Linked DNA regions of Homo sapiens: region 2 is linked to region 1. Evidence: chromatin loops called from intact Hi-C (ENCODE). Cell type or tissue: HepG2. All regions are shown on one strand. Links, peaks and the distances in the headings refer to the core of each region. The heading gives the core; the rest is flanking DNA. Region 1 has its middle 59 kb from the start of EVA1A-AS. Region 2 holds the start of EVA1A-AS (EVA1A antisense RNA).

What was found. A loop is a pair of places that touch in the nucleus more often than their neighbours do. Peaks named below come from ENCODE experiments on the same cell type or tissue, not always from the same donor. Only the 100,000 strongest peaks of a DNase experiment are listed, where the experiment ranks them.
Region 2: a loop joins it to region 1, with 3 times the contacts of the local background. A loop is called at or near these places in 2 of 110 quality-filtered maps.

The regions. Positions count from the first base shown.
Region 1 is chr2:75,459,438-75,470,699 of GRCh38, forward strand. No RefSeq gene overlaps it. Among named protein-coding and RNA genes, the nearest start is that of EVA1A-AS, 59 kb to the right of the region's middle. In HepG2, for the core only: CTCF peaks have their summits at 5,314 (motif pointing right), 6,323 (motif pointing right) and 7,471 (motif pointing left); DNase peaks (open chromatin) are centred at 5,324, 6,334 and 7,474.
Region 2 is chr2:75,517,699-75,528,960 of GRCh38, forward strand. It overlaps EVA1A (eva-1 homolog A, regulator of programmed cell death), which reads right to left. Exons shown (of 4, transcript NM_001135032.2): 2 at 4,667-4,789; 3 at 358-510. The coding sequence starts at 442. It overlaps EVA1A-AS (EVA1A antisense RNA), which reads left to right and starts at 6,370. Exons shown (of 3, transcript NR_110281.1): 1 at 6,370-6,453. RefSeq lists enhancers at 5,374-6,573, 10,791-11,262. In HepG2, for the core only: no CTCF peak of the experiment used is centred there; DNase peaks (open chromatin) are centred at 3,993, 5,053 and 6,073; H3K4me3 peaks cover 2,088 bases.

The DNA of each region.
Region 1 (11,262 bases), core at 2,123-10,122:
ACGAATGTAGTAAGTAATCACTGGTTCTAAGGGAGGAGACCACCCCTCATATTGTCTTATGCCCAATTTCTGCCTCCAAATAAAGAAAAAGTGAAAACTGAAAGGCAGAAATGAAATCCACAAGCAGACAGCCCGGCACCACACCCTGGGCCTGGTAGTTAAAGATCAACCCCTGACCTAATCGATTATGTTATCTATAGATTACAGACATTGTATAGAAAAGCACTGTGAAAATCCCTATCCTGTTTTGTTCCGATCTAATTACCGGTGCATGCAGCCCCCAGTCACGTACCCTCTGCTTGCTCAATCGATCACGACCCTCTCACGCACACCCCCTTACAGCTGTGAGCCCTTAAAAGGGACAGGAATTGCTCACTCGGGGAGCTTGGCTCTTAAGACAGGAGTCTTGCCGATGCCCCCGGCCGAATAAACCCTTTCCTTCTTTAACTCGGTGTCTGAGGAGTTTTGTCTGAGGCTCTTCCTGCTACAGTTCAATTTTGCATTAGTTATTCTAGAGCTGGAGGGTAGCTTTCCTCTTTACAAGCATAACAGTGAGTGGACTTTACAGATAATGCCACCTCAGCATTTATAGATTTACCACATGGATACTAAAACATACATTCCAAACTCCTGACCCACTAAAGTTTAACACTTGCCAAGCAGTCTCTCTCCCTACGGTTGCCACATAACACAGAGTGGTCATTAAATCAAAGGAATTTTAAGTGATATTTATTGTTATACACAGTTTAGCTGACCTTATGGGATAGTTTACACAAAGCATGCCAGGAGAACTCCCATGTTACTAGTCTGCTAGTGAAGTTTCCTTCCATGGTAGGGGTGGGGATAAAGGAGGTATAGCATGGCTAGAAACCAGTGTTTCTTCCTTTTTTGTTTTTTAAAATTATTAATATTATTTTTGATTGACCAATCATAATTGTATGCATTTATGGGGTATAATACAGTGTTTTGATATATGTATACAATGTGGAATGATTAAATCAAGCTCATTAACATATCCATCACCTTGCTTATCTATCATTTTTATGGTGAGATATTTCAAATTTAGTCTTAGTTACTTTGAAATATACATTATTATGGATTATAGTCACTCTGCTGTGCAATTGGTCTCAAAACCTATTCCTCCTGTCTATCTGAAACGGTGCACCCTTTGATCAACAACTCCCATTCCTTCCCTATTCACCAGCACCCACCCCACAGCCTCTGATAACCACTGTTCTACTCTCAATTTCTAAGACTTCAACTCTTTCAGGTTCCACATTTAAGTGAGATCATGTGGTATTTGTCCTTCTGTACCTGACTTATATTTCACTTAGCATAGTGTCCTCCAAATTCATCCATGTTGTTACAAATGACAGGATGTCCCTTCCTTTTTTAGGGCTGAATAGTATTCCACTATGTATAGACACCACATTTTCTTAATCCATTCATCTACTGATGGACACTTAGATTGTTTCCTTCTCTAAGCTATTGCGAATAGTGCTGCAATGAATATGAGAGTGCAGGTATCCCTTTAATATATTGATTTGAGTTCCCTTAGATATATGCAAAGAAGTGGGATTGCGGGTTCATATGGTAGTTCTATTTTTAGTTTTTAGAGGAAACTTGAATACCTTTTTCATAACAGTTGTATTAGTTTACATTCCCATTAATAATGTATAAGAGTTCTCTTTTCTCTCTATCCTCACCAACACTTATCTTTCATCTTTTTGATAATAGCTATTATAACAGGCATGAAGTGATAACTCTTTGTGGTTTTAATTTGAATTTCCTCAATGATCAGTAATGCTAAGCATTTTTCCCCAGAAATGACAAATATCTGGGATATCCAACAAGCTTATTTTATTCCTCATGAAAATTTACTATATTTATCTAATCCCTGATTCCACTAGGGCTAAATGTCATAAATATCTCATTTATTCAGGACTTCACTTCCCCCATTAATACAAGAAAAAGAGAGAGCTATACTATCATATATTTATTAATTCATTCACATGTTTGAATATCTTCACATTTATTAATTTATACAACAACTATTAATACGGTTTTATTTCCTTCAGTGCCAGGAAAGCAAGGTGAGTAAAACAGAATAGTGGTTAAGGAGATACAGTCACATAAGGGAAGCAGACTTTCCAATAAATATCTCTACACTGGAGGCAGATACATATTCAGAAATGGCACTGTGGAAAGAGTGAAGGGCAGCAGTGGGACAGGACACTGCTTGGAGAAAGTGGCACGTGGGTTTCAAGGGGTGGGAAGTTGTTTGGCATGCTTCTAAGCAAGGAAGAGCTGTCTAGAGTGAGGGACACAAACAATGCAAGGGCATTAGACCATACAGTGGATTTGGGAGAACTCAAAGGAGTCTCATACTGTGCAGAGGGGGCCGAAGAGGTAACCAGGAGCAAGGCAACAAGTTAAGACTTTGTCCTGAAGGGGATGAACAACAGGATGGAGTGAGAGAATTGAATAGCAATGAGGGCAAAGTTGAGAAGATAAATTTAGAAGGGAAAAATGATAATACCTGGTAACTAACTGGGCATGGGATTGAAAGACGAGATCAGGATGCAGCTCATATTTATGGTTTGGGATCACAAGTGCATGGTGAAGCGATGGGGTCAAAGAACAAGAATGAAAACGGAGGAACAAGGAGTGAGGTGGGGATGAGAAATATTGAATTCAAGAGGGAAGTTGTTTCCTCTATCAAGAAAGCAAAATAAATCAGTGAGGAGGCCTGTCACTGGAATAAAAATTTTGTTTTGTCAGCATAGCAATGTCCTGCATATCTTTTTTTTTTCTCTTCTGGTTTATGTAGAAGAAATGAAGGAATTCTGGAGGATTTTCAGAAGACTGGGAAATGAGTTTTTCTCATCTGAAATACTTGGAGGCAGCCAAAGTGAGATAGAGGGGAAGCCACTGCTGATGAGTGGCCCACAGGCTGAAGGAAAACTGCTGAAAGGCTGATGGTGCCGTGCTCCAAGGGATGATTAAAAAACTTAGCAATCTAATTACCATCTGTGTGTGAGGCTCAGTTTGAGATAAGTGCAAAAACATTTCAGGAACAGTGAGAAAGGCAAAGGTCCCTTTAACTATGAGATTTGCTCTCAGTCACAAAGGCTTGGTGTAACATTAAGAGTCCTGTTTTAATAGAATTCTATTTTTTATTTGAAAAATGAGAAAAATAGGCTTATACATGCCTTACTGCCCCTGGAATAAGCAAAAAGACAAGAACAGAAATTCTGATAAACTGAGAGGTTAAGTTTGTTTTATTTTAAAGCTTGATTTTACAAAGCAGAATTTAGGATTTAAAAGGAAATATCATTACATGTATATACATAAAATTTACTTTGTAGTAGAAGTTCTCTTAATCAGCCTCAGCTAATCAGCAGATAAGCCAATATTCTGATCCTCTCTGTAAGAATCCTGACCCATGCTGCAGCTGTTTGTTTGCTCTATAGAACACCCTGGCCCTTGGCACCTCCCCCCCACCGCCCCCGTTGAGCTGTGTACTTAATTACCGAGAATATTTGTTCCTCATTCAACTCTACTGTTATTTTATATGCACTGTACTTAAATATTCCACAATCTGAACAATGTGATTGCAAAAAGAGTCGAATGCTTTAGAAAGACTTAATAAAGACAAATTACTTTTAAAAAATGAATTAGGTTGAGTGAGACAGCTATAAATGACCAAAAGGAAAAGTAAACATCTAGATGGAATATATATTCAGATTTTTTTTTTTTTTGCAAACAACTTTTGGTTCTCGTTCTACTTCATAGAAATGAAAACTGGAAATCACAGATAATGTATTCTAAGTATGACCTAAGCAATAAAGACCATGTAGAACTCCAGTCATAGGACCTAAGTTGCAAAACCCGTATTTTTATATTAAAGATTTTCATGTGAATATGTTTATATTTTAACAAAATGTTTTATTATTTTACACAAAGGTGTGCACTTTATGTCATTCACCTTAGCCAACATTTGGATTACCTGTCCACCTTGACAGGTAATCTACAGATGAGAGAATATCTGCTCAACTACTTTGTCCATCCACTCATATAGCATCAATTATCATCAAAATACTGATGTCTCCAAAATCTGTATCTCTAGGACAGATTGCTCTTCTAATTTAAGATAGACTGCATATTGGATCTCCCCACTCCCAACCTGCATCTCCTTATGCATTTCTTGTCTCTAGGGGCCCAATATCACCCACATGTAAGCTTCATCTCTGATTTCCTCTTCACCCACCATTGCCACTGCAGCATCTGATCAATTCCTGAGGGGTGTGTGTAAGCAAGGGGGAATGTGGATTCTTATTTGTTAAGAACCCTTCACGTCTATGTAGTTCTATTTAGCCACACTGCCACTGTCCTATTTCCAGCCATTGTCAACTCTCTCCTGGAATCCTGCAACAAGCTCCTAATTGATTTCTCTGCTTCAACCTTCTTCCAATTCAAATATTTTAATTAAAATTGTGGTTGCCTCCTTTGAATGGGTCAACTTCTCTTCTGTTCCCACCAGCTTCTCACTTACAGATCTACCTGTTCCCTGGAGACTTTGAAGATTTTGACCCTTTGTGTCAGAATAAAGTCTAGACCTAGCATAAAACTTAGTCAGTGTGTATCCAGCTCACCTCTCCAGCATAGTTTCTACTGCATCCCGTTATTCTAGTTACTCTGAATAGAAAATGGTCATAATATACCCTGCTTTTTCCTATCTTCCAACCCGTGAACATTCATTTCCCCTGCATGGCCAACACCTGATTTATGGATTTAAAAACACGGCAAAGGAGAGCAAGCTATAGAAAGGTAGAAAGGCTACAAACTTTCTCCTCAGACAAGGCATTAGAATGGCAACCCCGCATTAGGAAGCCACAGAAATTAGCACCTATCTGTGCAGAACCCATGCATAGCCTGAATCTACCATTGAATTTGCTTTAGAATAAACTTCTCCATTAGGTAACCAAGTTAAGGGCACTATAACCTTGCCTGCTGGCTTTGCATCAGTTTTTCACATCACTGCAATGAAAAAGCTGACAACGGTCTGGTGTTGTGTGGGTCATCAACATGATGTGTCATGGCAACACTTATCCAACCGACTGCTTTGTCAAAAGTTACAGGAAAACAGAGAAGAGGCAGATACTTGGTGACAACTCGTCCTAGGGCAAGATAAGATGTATTACAAAGTCACTTTAAAATATTGAAGATGTAAATTACCTTTTTTTCAATATAGAATGTAAAAACTAGTTTTCTTCGTTCTAAGTATGGGCAGCAGTTGTGTATCTGCCCAGTAGAGGGAGGTCTCTCACCTGCTTACAAAAATAGCATTCAATACATAGTCATGCTCAAATGTGCAGGAAAAAAAAAAGATTTCAAAAACTTGAAAAAGGTTTGAAATAAAATCATGCCAAGGATTATTGGCATGATAATGGGATGCAGAAGAAACTAGTGGAGAGGTGAGCTGGGTACACATTGAATAGATTGTATGCTGAGTCTAGACTTTATCCTGACATAAAGGGTTATAATCTTAAAAGCCTACAGGGAAGAGGTAGATCTGTAAGTGATTGAAACAGCTGGCAGGAACAAAAGAGAAGTTGACCCACCCCAAGGACGGTTATTGGTGACTTGAAATCTGACTAAGATAACAAACAGAAAAGGAAAATAGATCATAGTAATACTCTTGGAGATTATTACGAAGTTCTCTTTGGTCCAGACTGCCTGACTTATAGAAAGATGTTAATATATGGCCCAGTCTGAGCATGGAAAGTCTAGTGAAAAACTCAGGCTCTCCATCCTGAGCAGTTAAGCTAGTGAGATATAGAAGATGTCTACCTTCAAAGATGGAGGTGGTTGATCACATTATTTTGCTATAGAATACATCCTGTGAATAAACATTTTGAGTGATAACAAGTGATCCAGTGAATAAAGATTTTGACTGATAACATCTCAACTAGAACCCAGGATTCTGAACCTACACAACCTACAGAACCCCACATTCAATATGAAGAACAGGCCAAGCAAACACAGGCTCTTTTCTGCTCCAGTCATGTGACTTCTTTAACATGGTCTCCTGATAATTAGGCTGACTTCAGGGAGTTCCAAACCAAAGTTTAGAACAAAACAAGGCAGTGGCTTTCCTAGTTCTTTCCCCCAAAAGATAAAACTCTAATCCAACCATTAGGTGCCATGCTTCTCTGATGACAAATAAAGGTGAGCCAAACAAACAGTAAGCCCATGGAAAACACACCTTCAAAATAGCAGGGAAATCACTGCTCCCTAAACATGGGGCAGAGCTTGTCCAAGCCACTAGGTGCCACCGCACAGCAGCACAAATGGACTTTTCATAGTCTTATTTAAAGAAAGTGTTTCAGAACTGAACCAAAAATTGGATAGGGTCTAACACATGAAATGAAAACTACAAATAAAAGTAGTAATATTGCCAAATGCCTATATGGTACTTGCTATGCCCTAGGCTCTATTCTGAGAGCTTCTCTCATACTGACTCATTTGCTCTTCAGCATCCCTGTGGTACTGTTATTTCCATCTTCATGTTACAGTTGAAGAAACTGAGTCACAAAATAGTTATTTTGCTAGTAAATGATAGGGTCAAGATTGGAACGCAAGTGTCTGCTTCCTGAGTCCTTGATTCTGGATGGCTAAGCCAGGAGAGATCCAGAATTGTGACATTTCTCTAAATAAGTGCATCTTTCATTTAAATGTCTACAAAATGTAGTATTGTCTCAACCAGAAAACTGTCCTCCAACTCGACTCTTACAGTTACATATAAATTACATTTATTAGCAATGTAGTATATTTAGTAAAGTTTGATGTAGTAAAGTAGGAGAGGCTAGGTCCTGTGAAAGTTTTAAAGTAGCTCTGAAGCCAGGTCCTCAGAGCTGCAAGAGCTTTGTTGGAGAACCTGAGAAGAAGGTCCTGGAGAGCCACAGGAGTGAACTCACTGCTCAGACTCAGGGCCTCCGTGCAAGCACCATCTCTTGCTCCATAGGCCAATAACATTCTTGCTGACCACCCTAGACCAAGGGTTGGCAAACTATTTCTGCAAAGGTCCAGCAAGCTTTGCAGACCATTCCGGCTCTATGGCAATCACTCAACTCTGTCATTGTAGTGCTAAAGCATGTACAGCTAATACATAAATGGATAGGCATGACTATGTTCCAAGAAAACTTTATTTATGAACATTGAAGTTTGAGTTTCATATAATTTTCATGTATTAGAAAATATTATTCTTCTTTTGATTTGTTTCAACCATTTAATTTGATTTTTGATATGTTACAAAAATTTTGATCTGTTACAAAACTATTCTCAGCTCATGGGCTGTACAAAGACAGGCAGGCATGATTTGGCTCTGGGGCCATGGTGCGCCTACCTTTGTCCTTCATGGAAATCAGGAAGGAGGAGGTGACAGATGGGGAGGAAGAAGCCTGAGCGCCACCTACAGGCCAGAAAATCTAATGTTACTCCCAGGATAACCATTTTGGAAAGTCAAATCATTTCTGTGGTTCCCAACCGTGGAAATACAACAGAATTATCCAGGGTGCTTGTTAGAAATACAAATTTTTAGGCTCCACTGCCAGAAATTCTGATTCAGTCATGTGGTTAGGTGAGGAATCTATTATTTTTAAAGCAGCTCATTGATTTAGGCAAGAGGTCTTCAAAATGTGGTTTGCACTCTGGGGAAGTATAGATATAGCCACTAAAGTATGGAAAGAAAATAGTAGAACTGCTTTCTATATAATTATTTGTCAATAAAAAGCAAGAAGAAAATGAAGTTTTATAAATACTTCTCACATAAGTTGACACTGGCTCCTTCACTGGGTCTGTGTGTCAGTGGTCATTGATCACAAACAATACATGAGGAAATTCTACAATGTGGAGGAACTGGTAGAGGCACCTTCACTCCTGTTTCCTGTCAGTGTACTACATAAGAAAAAAGGCCAGGACCAAGAATGACTGAGACAATTCTGAAGAAGAAAAAAGGAGATTTATCTACCAGATCTCAAAACTCATCATAAAGCTATGTTAATTAAGATTGTAGTAATGGTGCAGGGATAGACAAATAGGTCAGTGGAATAAAATAATCATGTAAAAGATGATGGACTACTCAATCCATGATACTGGGGAAACTGGTTACCTCTAAATGAGAAATGAATGTAGATCCCTAATTCACTTCATCAATAAAAATGAATTATAGGATAAATAAAGTATGAAGAATACAAATATTAAACTTTCAGAAGAAAATATCTTTTTGGTTTCAGAATAAGGTAAGATTCTTAAATAAGACATAAAAAGCATGAATTGTAAGGGGAAGGACTGATAAATCTGACTCCTCTAAAAGAAAAACGTATTTATGTTAAACAAGAAGCATCACAAACGTAATTAAAATTCAAGCCATGAAGCAGGAGATTTACAAAGTATATAACCAATAAAAGATTGTAGCTAGAATTTGTAAAGAATTACCACAAATCACTAGAAACAAACAAAAATACGCAGTAGGGGGAAAAGGAAAACAATAGGAATGGGTAACTCATAGAAGAGGAACTTACAGCTAAAAAGCCAATAAATACAGGGAAAGATGTTTAATATCATTAATATCAGGGAAATGTGATTTCAAATAACAAGATACCAAGTCATATACCAGATTGTGACTAGATTAAAATAGCTGATAATATCATGTGTTGTCAAAGATTGGGAGATAAGGGAACCCTCCTATGCAGATGCTGAGAGTGTAAGCTGGTATAACAATTTCAGACAGAAATTTAGCAATACTTGTTAAAGTTGAAGAGGCACAAACCTACAGCCTCAAATTCAACTTCTGGAAATATACCCTAGATAAATTCTCATACATGTTCCAAAAGAAGATATATAGAAGAATTTTTCGTAGCAGCACTGTTTGTAACAGAAAAAAAATAGTTAAACATAAACGTGCATGAAAGGGAGAATGAATAAACTGTGGTCTATTAGAAAGGACTTTTTAAACTGAGTGAATCAGAGTGACATGTGTTAGCACAGATAAACATCTAAAAACATAATGTTACTGAGAAAAGGCAAATTGCAGAAAGACACATGCAGTTTTAAAACAGGAATAATAATGCCAGACATTGTTTATGGAAGTGTGCATATGTGGTAAAGTAAAAACATGCAAAAGAATGATAAATTCAGCAATAATTCAGGATGATGATTGGTTCTCTGATGAGAGAAGAAGAGATAGGAAAGAAGGAGGGGATACAAGGTGTCCTGTCTATGTCTGTTAGACACCTAATAGGGTTGAGTTTTCTTTGTAATGTAATTCTGTGTACTTTTTAGTATGAGTAAACTGTTGTAATAAGGAGGGTTTAAAAAAAGAATAGAGTTAGATATAAGGTCACAAATTTTTAATCAAATACCAGAATGTCCTAAGCTTTAGTAGTGAACTGGGGTGGAGAAAGTTTCAGACAGATTTTGTCACCAACCAATAGATTCAAGAAATAAGGGGCTGCGCTGAGGTGACTGACACTTACAATGAGATCAACCCATCCTAATTTGCCCCAGACAGTCCTGGTTCATGTATGTTGCCTGGTGTGATTATTAATAGTTGTTCCTTTCCCTTTCAAATGTGCCTCACTTTGGAAGATCAATGATATGGTCTCCTGAATGATAAATCACTGTGGCTGATGAGGCAGGCTATGAGTGTTGGATTCAGGGGCTTGTCTGGTAGGAGACAAGCTCATTAGAGACCTCATTAGATGAATAAAGAGCTACACTGAGGAGAAGTTAAAAAGAATATGGATAGTAGCCAGTCTTCAACTGATCTTTTATCTGAAAACTGAAGACCTCAGGGGTCTCACCTTTTCTTTAGAACCATTCCAGTTTAGAATACAGGTCTGCGATCTTCTCATCTTCTCAAAGACACACCTGATGGAGTAAAAAGAATTACAGAGTTAAGATCACAAACCTGGCTGTGGACAAAAATCACCTGGGGAGCCTTGAAAGACAGATTCTTGGGTCCTAACACCAGATTATTGATTTGAAATCTGTAGAGTTGTGGCCACAGAATCCATACATTTTTTTAAACTCTACAAGTTACTTTGGTTCACAGACCCATGGAATTTTTTAATAAATACCAGAGCTCTCGCAGTTGTGCTATTTTAAATAGCTTACGGGGAACTAAAATCTTGTTTACATTAAATTTAAATCCTTATATATCTGACATAACCTGTCTTCATCTCTTGCCTTAATAATTTTCTAGCCTCATTATTCACAGCTTGCAGTCAATCTTTCTCTTGGCTGGGTGGAAGTGGATGGGGGTCTGTGACTAAGATCAAGAGAAGGCTGGGACCCAGAATCGGAACAGGCTTGTCATGGTCCCTTCTAGCAGCCATAAGGACACAGAAGACAATGCCAGACCAAGGAGTGTTCAGTTATTGTGCTGATCCCACACCCCCATGAGAAACTCTAGTCTTGGTTAGTTAGTGGATAAAACAGATGCCAGTGGGCTCCTGCTTTCTGGAGGAGGCATGCCAGAATGAACTTCCTTTTCTGAAGCCTCATGCTGGTTCCCGCTGGGTTTTTGTCTAAGAGGGTGGGCTGAAAATTAGAGAAAGAAAATTGTCTCAAGCTGTAGTAAAACTTACTGAGAAATGCTAAAGAATAATGTTTTGCATTTCCTGCTCTTAATTTTTTTGTTTGGTTTGGTTTTAGTTGTTCTTTATTTAGTTTCATTTTTTTTCTCCTAGAAAAGCATCTTTGGATTTGGCCAAGGGTTGCTGGATTTACTTTTTAATATACTGAAATACTGGAAGATATCTGTATACAATGAGAATGTGACTGGCTGGGTGTGTCGCAGCCAACAATAAAGGGTATACACTACTGAGCACTAGCTAAGCTTAGGTAATGGCCTTGCCAGCTTGAATTTTTTTTTTTTTTTTTTTTTTTGAGACGGAGTCTCACTCTGTTGCCCAGGCTGGAGTGCAGTGGCATGATCTCAGCTCACTGCAACCTCCGCTTCCCGGATTCAAGCGATTCTCCTGCCTCAGCCTCCTGAGTAGCTGGGACTACAGGTGCGTGGCACCATGCCCAGCTAATTTTTTTGTATTTTTAGTAGAGATGGGGATTCACCCTGTTAGCCAGGATGGTGTCAATCTCCTGACCTCGTGATCCACCCGCCTCAGACTCCCAAAGTGCTGGGATTATAGGCGTGAGCCACCACGCCCGGCCCAGTTTGAATTTTTAATTCATTGGCAC
Region 2 (11,262 bases), core at 1,374-9,373, 58 kb after region 1:
AGGTTAACTGCATAGAATAACCAGGCTGAGGTACTCCATCAGCCCCCTCCTTGGTCAGAGTTAATGCATAGTGACAGAAGCCAACAGTAGCCCTGGGCCACTTCAATCACTCACTTGAGCAGCTAAACATTTTCTGCAAGACAAAGCTCTTAGAACCCTTCATTTTTCAAATTAGAGAATGACAAGCTTAACTCCCAACCTGGAGACCTTTCATCTCAAAGCTCAGCAAAGCAGAGCAGTAGCTTTGATTACGTAGTGTGTCTTTACTGAGAATAAGGCCAGAGATGGCCACCCAGGAGACAACCTTGGACCCAGCCCCAGACCTCAGTCCTGGCCCAGTGGAAACCAGGCACCTACCTGAGACAAAGGAATAGGCCGCTAGGATGTTGCTGAGCAAAGCCATCTCCACGTGCTCTGGGCTGTGGCTGAGGGGCAGCCTCATGGGACATCCAGAGGGGACCTCCTGGAGGTGCTTGGCTGAATCAACGTGGCCACTCTCCTTCTTCTCTTCTGTTTGGGAACATAAAGTGAGTGATAAGAAACATTCTGCTGTCCTGAGGCCATGTTCCAGGTAGCCTGGACTCCTAAAGACATATTTTTGCAACAGCTGATTTGCAGGTGTCCTTTGGGGCTTTGGAAACTACAGACCCTCTCTGGCCAGCCCCACTTTTTTGGGGGTATAGCTTCACTATAGAGCTAAGGAAATTATCCTTCAATTGCTTGTGAAAACTATGCTTGCAAAAACTAGCCAGGCTCCTAAAGAAAGACCAGCGAGCTCTCCCAGCCAGTGGGGCCACAAAGATTTGGGGTCTTGTGCTCTTTGTTCAAGCGAGCTTCCTGGCTTTCAAGGAAGTAGAAACTCCTTACATCCCTGATTTTCCTGACCTTTCTCCTTTCTCTGCCCTGTATCTTCCTAATTCCCAGTAAACAATTCCCCCTTACCACTTCTGGAACTCTTTATTTGATTCTCCCTGGTTCACCTTTGAGGCACAGCCCATCGGGTTCAAATCATCGTCACATTCATCACTGCGTTTTAACTACAAGCCACAGCCCTCTCCTCTCCTGCTGTGCTTTCCCGGGAGCCTGCACTGATGACACTTGTGTACCTTGATCAGTTTGCCTCATCCCTCAGGTCACTAAATGTGTGCCTTTGGCAGTGGTTCAGAGCTGGCTATCCCAGAACTGCCAAAGCAGTTCTCATTCTAAAATATCTACAGGAATTTGAGAGCTCGAGCTGCTCCCTGCCTCTAGCTCCATGACTCCACCTGTGACTGTGATGGGCCAGTAGAACACACACATGGCCCAGACTGCCCATCCATAGAACCATCCCACCAGGGATCAGAACAGGGACTTGGGATCTCAGTGCTCCAGCCTCTGGCTGGAGGAGCACATCCTCTCCCCAGCTGCTGCAGCACAAGCCTGGCATTAGCATTGCCCAGTTACTCAGCAAAGGCTTTACAGAGAGCTCCTGGGCACGAAGTGGGAGAGAGGTGGCAGAGACCCAATTCGATGCTGCTATGAACTGCTCATGAACAGCTCATTCGATGCTGCTATGAACTCAAGGCAGGCAATTGAGTCACAGAGTGTAGAAGGGTGTCAAGGCTTGGAGAATGAACCTGGGATCTCAGTGGGTCACAGATATGAGTAACATGGGCCACAATTAGAAGGCCTGGAGAGCGGCAGTTCCGTGAGGTAAATAGAATGGGCTATAACAGAACACTCTCTGGCTGGTAGATTTCAGCAGGCTTCAGGAAAGACCAAAACAAGAAAACACCAACCAACTCACAGGCACAAAGAAACAACCATAAAGTCCTTGGAGCGGCCAGAGGCTCTGAGAGTGACAGGAGAAGGAGTGGGAGCTCCAGGGACTTTGAAAAGAGACTGGCTGCTGTTAAGGGACCCTTGAGCCGCTGAGCCAGAACACAGCGCCTCTTTCAACAGTCATTTGTGTTCCTAAAAGGTGGCAACTGGATGATACACGTGAATGGTGAGAGCCATCAAACTGAGTTCAGAGGCTGTTCTACAGATCTGAGGACTTCAAGACCCAGGAAAAGAGTGAAGCTACTGGAATATGTCTGAGTTTGTAGTGAGCCATGTGTATTTCAAAACCATTCCCTCCTTCCTGTCTCCACTAATGTTACCAGATTGCAAGTCTTATCATTTTATTTCTGGGAGTTTTGCAACAATCTCCTACCTGGTCTTTCTGATGATACCTCCTTCCTTCTCAATATAGCACCCATTCTTATTAACAGGGTCATTTTTCTATAGTACAAATATGATCACATCACTCCACAACCCAACTCTAATGAATTTCCATTGACCTCTTAACACAATACACATCCACTTTCACAATATCTGACCTCTGCCTTACCTCCTAATGTATCTCCTATCCAAGCTGACAGTCACACACATATACACACAGATAATAAGAATGCTTAGAGCTTCAACAATACTAGATTACTTTTAGTTCCCCCAAGTAGAGCAAGCTCTTTCACCTCTTCATGCTTTTGGTCACACTCTTCCTGTTGCCTAAATGCCCCCCTTCTCTTCATCTGTCTGGCAAATGTTTCCTATAAGAAAGAATTCAGAAGTTTTATGGCAGTCCCAAAATCTCAATGATGTTTTTGCAGAAATAAAAAAATCCATACTGAAATTCATATGGAATCTCAGGGGACCCCAAACAGTCAAAACAATCTTGAAAATTAACAAAGTTAGACATCTCACTCTTCCTGATTTCAAAACTTATTATAAATCTATAGTAATCAAAACAGTGTAGGCCTAGCATATAAAAACAGACATGTAGCTTAATGGAATAGAATAGAACATCCAAAAATAAACCCTTACATATATATATGTTCAAATTATTTTTGCAAGGGTGCCAAGACCATTCAATGGGAAAAGACTGCCTTTTCAGCAAACGGTGTTGGAAAAACTGGATGTCCACGTGCAAAAGGATGAAGTTGGACCCTTACCTTACACTATATAAAAAATTAACTCAAAATGTGTCAAAGACCTAAATGTAACAGCTAAAAATTTTAGAAGACTGTTAGAAGAAAACAGGGGTAAAGATTCATGACATTGGATTTGACAATGATTTCTTGGATATGACACCAAAAGCACAGGCAACAAAAGTAAAAAAAAAGAAAAGGACTCTATGAAAATTAAAAACTTCTGTGCATCACAGGGCACAACAGAGTAAAAAGGCAACCCACAAAATGGGAGAAAATATTTGCAAATAATATATCTGATAAAGGGTTAATATCCAGACTGCTACCTATCCTAATTCCTAATATCAGAACTCCTACAACTCAACAACTAAAAACAAAGAGCTCAATTTAAAAATGGGCAACAGACTTGAAGCAATATTTCTCCAAAGATATACAAGTAGTCAATAGGCACATGAAAAGATGCTCCACATAACCAAGCATTAATGAAATCAAAATCAAAACCACAATGAAATATCATCTCATACCCGTTAGGATGACTACTATCAAAAATCAGAAAATAAGTATTGGAACCCTTGTGCACTGTTGATGGGAAGGTAAAATTGTGCAGCCACTGTGGAAAATAGGATGACTATTCCTTAAAAAATGTTTAAATAGAATTATTGTATGACCCAGCCATTCCACCTCTGGGTATATACTGAAAGGATTTTAAAGCAGAGACTTGAACAGAATTTGTACACCAATGTTCAGAGCTGCATTATTCACAATAGCCAAAAGGTGGAAGTAACCCAAATGTCCATCCACAGATGGATGAATAAATAAAATGTTGTCTACACATACAATGCAATATTACGCACAGCCTTAAAAAGGAAGGCATAAGCATGGATTAAACTTGAGGACATTAGGCTAAGTGAAATAAGCCAGTCAAAAAGGACAGGTATTATATGATTCCACATGTATGAAGCACCAACAGTGGTCATATTCATAGAGACAGAAAGTAGCGGTTGTCAGGAACAGGAGCAGGGAAAAGATAATTATTGAACAGGGTACAGGGTACAAAGTTTCTGTTTTGCAAGATGAAAAGAGTTCTGGGGAAGGATGATGGTGATGGTTGCACAATAATGTAAATATACTTAATGCCACTGAACTATACACTTAAAAGTAATTTAAGATGACGAATTTTGTTATATGTATTTTACCACAATTTAAAAATTGTGTTGGTGAGGTAAAACAGGGAATTTTGAAGGTTACTTTATTTAAAGAATCTTGCAATCAAATTTTGGTTTTAAGTTAATAAGAATGATGGCAGAGTTATCTTTTAGCGGTATTAAATTTGAAGTCAATAAAATTCTAATTCATATCACATTATGATATGGCTTAATTTTAAGTAAGAGATGTTATTGCATTTATTTTTAAAAATTGGATTGTAAATAAGTGTACTCTACCATATTTATAGATTAACAGGAAAAAGATCGTATGAATAGATGAAAAAATGTATTTGTGTAAAATTTAATAAAAAATTCATGATTTAAGCAAAGGAAAGACCTATTGCAGTGAAGCCCCCTATTAATCTTCCAAATGCCTTTCTTTGGCTATCAAAGTGTCCAAATATTCTTCTAATATTGTGCCTATGATATTGCAATTGGAACTGAGTGTCCCCTGGTATGTCACCCCCATACATAGTGTTCAGGGGGTAATAATCTCATTATCCCTTTAGCTACCTGGGGAGAGGTGGGGTGTCAGGAGCAGAGAAGTTTCTGGTAAGAACAGTTCATCTCTGATGATGTTGGCATCAGCCAGTAGAGGTTCTAAAACTTGTTTGGCCCCAGTTGGCTTCTCAGACTCTGAAAGAAAAAAGAAGCAGCACAAAAACCATCATATACCCAGGAGATCACATCATACCTTAGACCTGGTATGTGTGTGAACCCAGCAGAGAAGCTTTGGTGGCTAGTGTCTGGATCCTTGGAAGGATGAATAGCATCCCCAGAGAGGAGAAAGCCCATTGACAGAGTGTAATCTGGAATTTGAACTAGACAGCCAGATAAACCAGTCTCCCAGGGTCATACCAGAAAGGATGCAAGAGGTAAAAGATCAAAGAAACATGCTTCCTCTCTGCTCCTGTCAGCCAAAATCCACAAAACAGCTAGTGTGGGATGTCCCAATCTGGCCCCTCATCAGTGAAGTTTGCAGGCCAGCCTCTCTGGAACAGGAAGGGAGGGAATTCTGTTTCCTTCTAGCAATGCCCAGATGGGCCATGAAATGAAGTCTCACACAGCTCTGTAGGAACTAGAATCCTGGAAATGCTGATATGTAGATTCCGACACCCTATGCCTTCCTTGCTAAAGTGTCAAGGCCTCTGCTAGGCCCAGGTAGGAAATCTCCTCTCTGTGTCTAGCTTCACTTAGAAGCTTGCAGGAAGAATGAAATCAGTCATGGAGCTCTGAGCATTGAGCTGTCCCCACTTCACGTGTGCACACTCATTCATTCGTCATCATCACACCCTTCCAACTACTGTGGCTTCCGACTTCTGCTTATTGATTACTTTATAGAGACACATCTCAGCTATTTCTTCCCCAAAATGGATTGGTGTCACTATCCTACGTTAATTTTACAGGTCAAGAAAATAAGGGCAAGAAAGAAAAGGAAACTGGAAGCATGGGATGGGTAACTGTCTACAGACTCATGTACCAAAGTGCAGAAGTAGGTCTTTGAGGCCCATTGACCTTCCACTCTACACTGGTGAAAACTATCAGGCACTGACCCTAGGACAGTCACAGGGAGTCTGAAGAGCAAAAGCTCAAATGGAAAAACAGTCCTTATATCACCGGCTGGGGAGAGGATACACATGGCCCCAGAGAAATAACTGAGCTGAGAGAAACCCCGATTTTCTTTGTAGCACTGATAAGCACCTGGGGATGATACATCTAACATGCCAGCCTGCCAGCCACTTGGCTTCCACTGCCCCATCAACCTTCCCCTCCCAACCATCACAGTGAATCATTTCCAGAGATGTATCCTGGACCTTGTCATCACCTGGAAAGGTTTTACCTCTGAATACTGGGTTGTGAACTCCGTAAGGGCAGGGACCATGCCTTAATTCTTATCTTTGTTCTCAGAGTTTCCCACAATAAGTGCATAGAGCTAATGCTCAGGGACTGTTTGCTGGATGAATGACTCACACTGAGAAATCTCACTCTCCAATCGGAACCTCTATCTTACCTCTCTGATGTGGTTTGGCTGTGTCCCCACTGAAATCTCATCTTGTAATATAGTTCCTATAATCCCCAACTGTTGTAGGAGGGACCCAGCTGGGGGGTAATTGAATCATGGGGCAGTTACCCCCATGCTTCTGTTCTCCTAATAGTGGGTGAGTTCTCATGAGATCTGATGGTTTTATAAGGGGCATTTCCCCCTTTTGCTCAGTACTTCTTGATGCTGCCACGTGAAGAAGGACATGTTTGCTTCCCCTTCCACCATGATCCTAAGGCCTCCCCAGCCATACAGAACTGTGAGTCAATTAAACCTCTTTCCTTTATAAATTACCCAGTCACGGGTATATCTTTATTAGCAGCTAGAATCTGCTTTATTAGCTGAGTATATCTTTATTAGCTGAGAATACTGCTATGCACTCTCCATACCTGAATCAAAGTAAACGTGCTCCCCAAGCTCTCTGAGGCTTCTATCTTCTCATCCCCTCCCTGCTCACTCAGTTTATCACTGTCATCCTAGATTCATCTTTTCTCTGCACAGCCTGGCTACTACAACTACACTACATGCTGCTCTCACCAGGACCCTTCTGCTGCCCTCTCCTCAACCTCACGCCTAACTCCCAAAGCACTCCAACCCTCACCTGCTTGCTCTCCTCCCTACAGGCTAGTGCTTCTGAAAAAATATAATCATTCATATTTGCAGCATTGCAAATGCTGAGTTTACAAAATCAATGGAGGCCCCCAGTGCTGCTAGGAAAGCTTACATGTATGTCCCTGACATCTTACTTTCTCACTTTCTCATTCTTCAATCTTCTCATTCCATCTTCTCAGCTTTCCAGAGAAATAGAGGGCACCCTACATGAACTCTAACTTTCCTCCCTTCCATCTCATTCTGACCTTCCTTCCTTCTGTCTCTAAGGAATTTTCACCTGTGCTTTCAAATTATTTCCTCCTTCTTCCTACAGGACATGGTTCCATTAATGAATGATTCTTCTTTGACTTTCCCTTTTCTGGCTGATCTCCATCTCTCTATATAAATAGGTAGGCAGATAGATGGATTGATAGATAGACAGGTAGGTAGATAAATAGATAATATGTATATAGAGTGATTACATATATATGTATAATTCTCTTTCTCAAAATTTTAGTCTTTCATTTTCTCCTCACCTTCTTGCCCCATATACAAAATGCATATATATAAACACACATACATATATACATTCTATACTTATATACATACATATATAAATATACAATGTATATATGTATGTATGCACGCATGTATATATGTATGTGTACATGAATATCTATTGTTCTTTCTCAAATATTTGCTTATTCTTTCCAAATCACTATCTCAATCTCTCTATCTTTTGATCTACTGCCCTTATCTCCTTTTATCTACTATAAACTTACCTAATTTCCCCCACCTTTAAGCAATCTTCCCTTTGCTCAACCTCCACTGTGGTTTCTTATCACCCATTCTACTTCCCTTCACAGCCATACATCTTCATAGGAACTTATATTTCCTCTTTCCATTTCTTCCATCAGTCCCTCCTTGGCCTAAAATATCTGGCTTCCTATCCAGCCTGTCTACCAAAGCATTGTTGGTAAGGTGGCCATAGTGAAACAATCAGCTTTGTGCTTCTAACGATTGCTCCAGCATGGAGACTATGAGCTCCTGGCTGTTGAGGGGGCTCTTGTGTTCCATCCTTCTGCATTTGTGGTAGCTAACACAGTTCCTGGCACATAAGTGCTTTAAAACAAATTCTGTCTCAATGATGGGAGTCAAGGTGTGTGAGGCTAAGATTGTCAGACATGGGCCTTAAAACAGAATGAACAATGTCCTCAATGACACTGATATAACTCCTGAGACCTCAAGAAAAATCTTTGTCTTGATTTGAACATAAAAGGACCAGGGTTAAGAAATGATATGGTCCTAGTCAAGACTTACGTGGTGGTGGCCACAGACCACAGGAATACCAATGCTGTTACAGCAGGGCTCTAACACAGAGCCTGAAGCCTTCACTTAGCACTATGCAGAGGTCAGTACCAAGGGTGGTTCACAAAAAGTTTCTAACTTTAACACACTGTGATGCTGTTTAGCCTGGAGGCTGCCTACCTTCCTATCCCAAGGCAGAGCTTGCTTGTCTTAAATCAATAAATATTTATTAAGCCCCACCAGAACCGTTTATTTAGCAAGCAATCTGCAGCTACTAAGGAATTGAGAATTCTCTGAAGGAAGATCCACATCTTACTCACCTCTGTGCCCAATGATTGACTCATAGTGCTTCCTTTGAATGAATAATCCAGAAATGAGCAAATGTGGTCAGCGATCTACCTACCTGCACTGCAAACAGAATCAAATGTAAATGCGATGTAAATTAAGTGGACAGTTGGGAAAAGAATAATTAATTTCAATAATAAGGTAGCAATGCAGAGGACCCATAAAGACTTCATAGAGAGGTAACATTCAAATTGAATGTTGAGCAACTGCATATTAATTTAACTACTGAGTATTAATTTAATAAGGAATTATACTAATAGTCCACATTTTTTGAGACCTTTCTCTTCAACCAGATAATTTGCTAAGTGCTACTTAATTTAAGTTTCATAACAGTCCCATGAGGTAGATGCTATTATCCTTGTTTTTCAGATGGGAAAACTGAGCTATGGAGAGGTAAAGTTGCCTAAGATCACCTAGCTAGAAAATGGTAAAGTTGGAATTTAAACTTAGTCAGTCCAACTCCAGTGCTCTTAACTTTGAAACTATACTTTGCTAGAGTAAAGAAAAGCACTGGAGACAGAAGGAAGAGCAGGAGCTAAAGTACACGACACATCTTTAGCACAGGAGCAAAGGGATAGGCAGAGAAATTGAACAGAAGTCAAAGCTGCAAAGGCAAAGATGGAATTGCATTTTGGTGGATCTGCAGTGCCTTACAGAGGTTGAGCTTTATTTTATGGACAGTAAATAATATTAACAGGAGAGTGACATGGTCAGTTCTGCCTTGTAGGAAGAAAACACTGGCAGAAGTGTGCAGGATGTGTTGGAGAAGCCAGAGATGGTCTGAAAGACTTGTTGGGGGTTCAACTCAGTAGTCCAGGTAAAGGATAATGCACACTAAGAACCAAGGAGATGAGGTAGCTGAAGAAGCCAGCAATCCAGAAACCCAACACAACTGGTGCAGACAAACAGACTCCCAACAAATGCCTGCTCTCTCTAGCCAGAGGACCAGGAAAGGAGTGTTCTAGCAAGACAGAAAACTCTTAGACAATAGCCACTCTACTTTAGCCAAACATCATTTTAAAAAACAAAAAACCCATGGCCTCATCCACACCCACACCCACACCAGCAAAGCCTGGGTAGATAGCCTAGACTTTCACCCTTAAGAGACCATAGCAAGAAACTCCAACACCCTTGCCAGAGTGATGTCAGAGAAGGCACAAGGGGAGAGATGAGACTTTCATCTGAGATTGCTAGTAATGAGCTACCTTCCCTGGCAATATCAGTAAGGACTACATGGGAAGCCTGGACATCCGCCCCCTCCTAGAAATAACTAGATCCTCCTCCCCCTCCCCCTCTCCACTGGGGTGTCAGAGGCAGCCTAGTCAGGACTCTCATCACTACCAGTGGTTACGAGCCCCACATCTGTGGAGACCACATGGGATCCAGAACTCCCATCCCCATCCAGCAGTAAGGAGGAGTCAATCAATTGATGTGAACCCTAAGATGATAGGGATAATAGAATTATCTGGCAAAGATTTTTAAACACCATGATTTTAAAAATACTTCAACAAGCAATTATGCACATGCTTAAAACAAATAAAGAAATTAAAAGCCTCAGCAAAGAAATAAAAAGTCTCTGCAAATAAAGAGAAGATATAAGGAAAAAATAGAATTTTATGATTAAAAAAATACAATAATGAGGAGTGTTTGGAGACTCACATTGTGAAATTTTGCTCCAAGAACCACCACAGGAACATACCAGGGCAACTGAAAGAATTCACAAACCCTTTGAAAGCAGTGGCTTGCCACTGCAAACTCCAAGAAACAGCCAAAAACACAGTCAGTGCCCGAAGTGAGGGGAGGAAAGTCTGCCTCTGAACATACATCCTCACTGGGGAACCTGGAAATCTAGATCATGGAAGAAGGATTTAACTTTACCTAGAGCTGAAATGAATTTAGAGAGCTGAGCAAAATATAAAAGTAGAAGAAGCAGTGGGAAGTGCCCTGTAGGCACTCCTGATCCCCAGGGAAGCCCAGCGAAGCCATTTCTCACTTTATCTCACAGGGTTCCTAGGGGATGGCAGCCAGTGGAATTGGGGAAGGGCCACGGGGAGAAAGAGACTTGCAGCTGAACTTTGTAATAATTTTGATCAAGTATGAATTTTCCTCAGATTCCTAGGCAGAATCTGAGGGGTGGAGGCGAATAGGAGGTGCAGATGAGCACAGAAGCTGTGGCAGTCAGGGAGGGGTGAGGCCTGAAAGCCCTGCTTGCTTTCTCAGCAGGGAGGCTTGTAGCCTGGGGCAAGATCTCAGCCCTGTGCACCAGAGGCCTGTAAATAAATTCAGCTCTGTTGGCTGTTGGCAGGAGTGAGACTGGCCTTGCTGGCTGTGTGGGAGCTGGGTGAGGTCTGTCACTGCCGGCTTTCCCCGACTTCCCTGGCAATCTGTATGAAACATCAGAAGCAGCCATAATCCCCTTTGGAACATAACTCCATTGGCCTGAGAACCACTGCCCCGTCCCCCCAGGTGGTCTCTGCAGGCACCACCCAAGAAGAGTCTGAGCTCAGACACACCTAGCCCTACTCCCACCTGATGGTCTTTTTCTACCCACCTTGGTAGCTGAAGACAAAAGACATAAACTTGCAGGAGCTCTATAGCACCCCCCATTGCCTGAGAAACCCGAAGTTATCCAGGTGACCTTAGGGCAAGCTTGCATCCCCCAATATAACCACAGCTGATGCTCTCTTGAAAGCTCCTGGCTGGAGGGCAACCAACTCAAGCCATTACAGTAACTCATGACAGAACAACCCTGCTCCAAGAAAGGAGAAAACAACAGCTAATTTCACTATCTGTAACATCCTGGCTAACCAGAGGTCCTGAATCT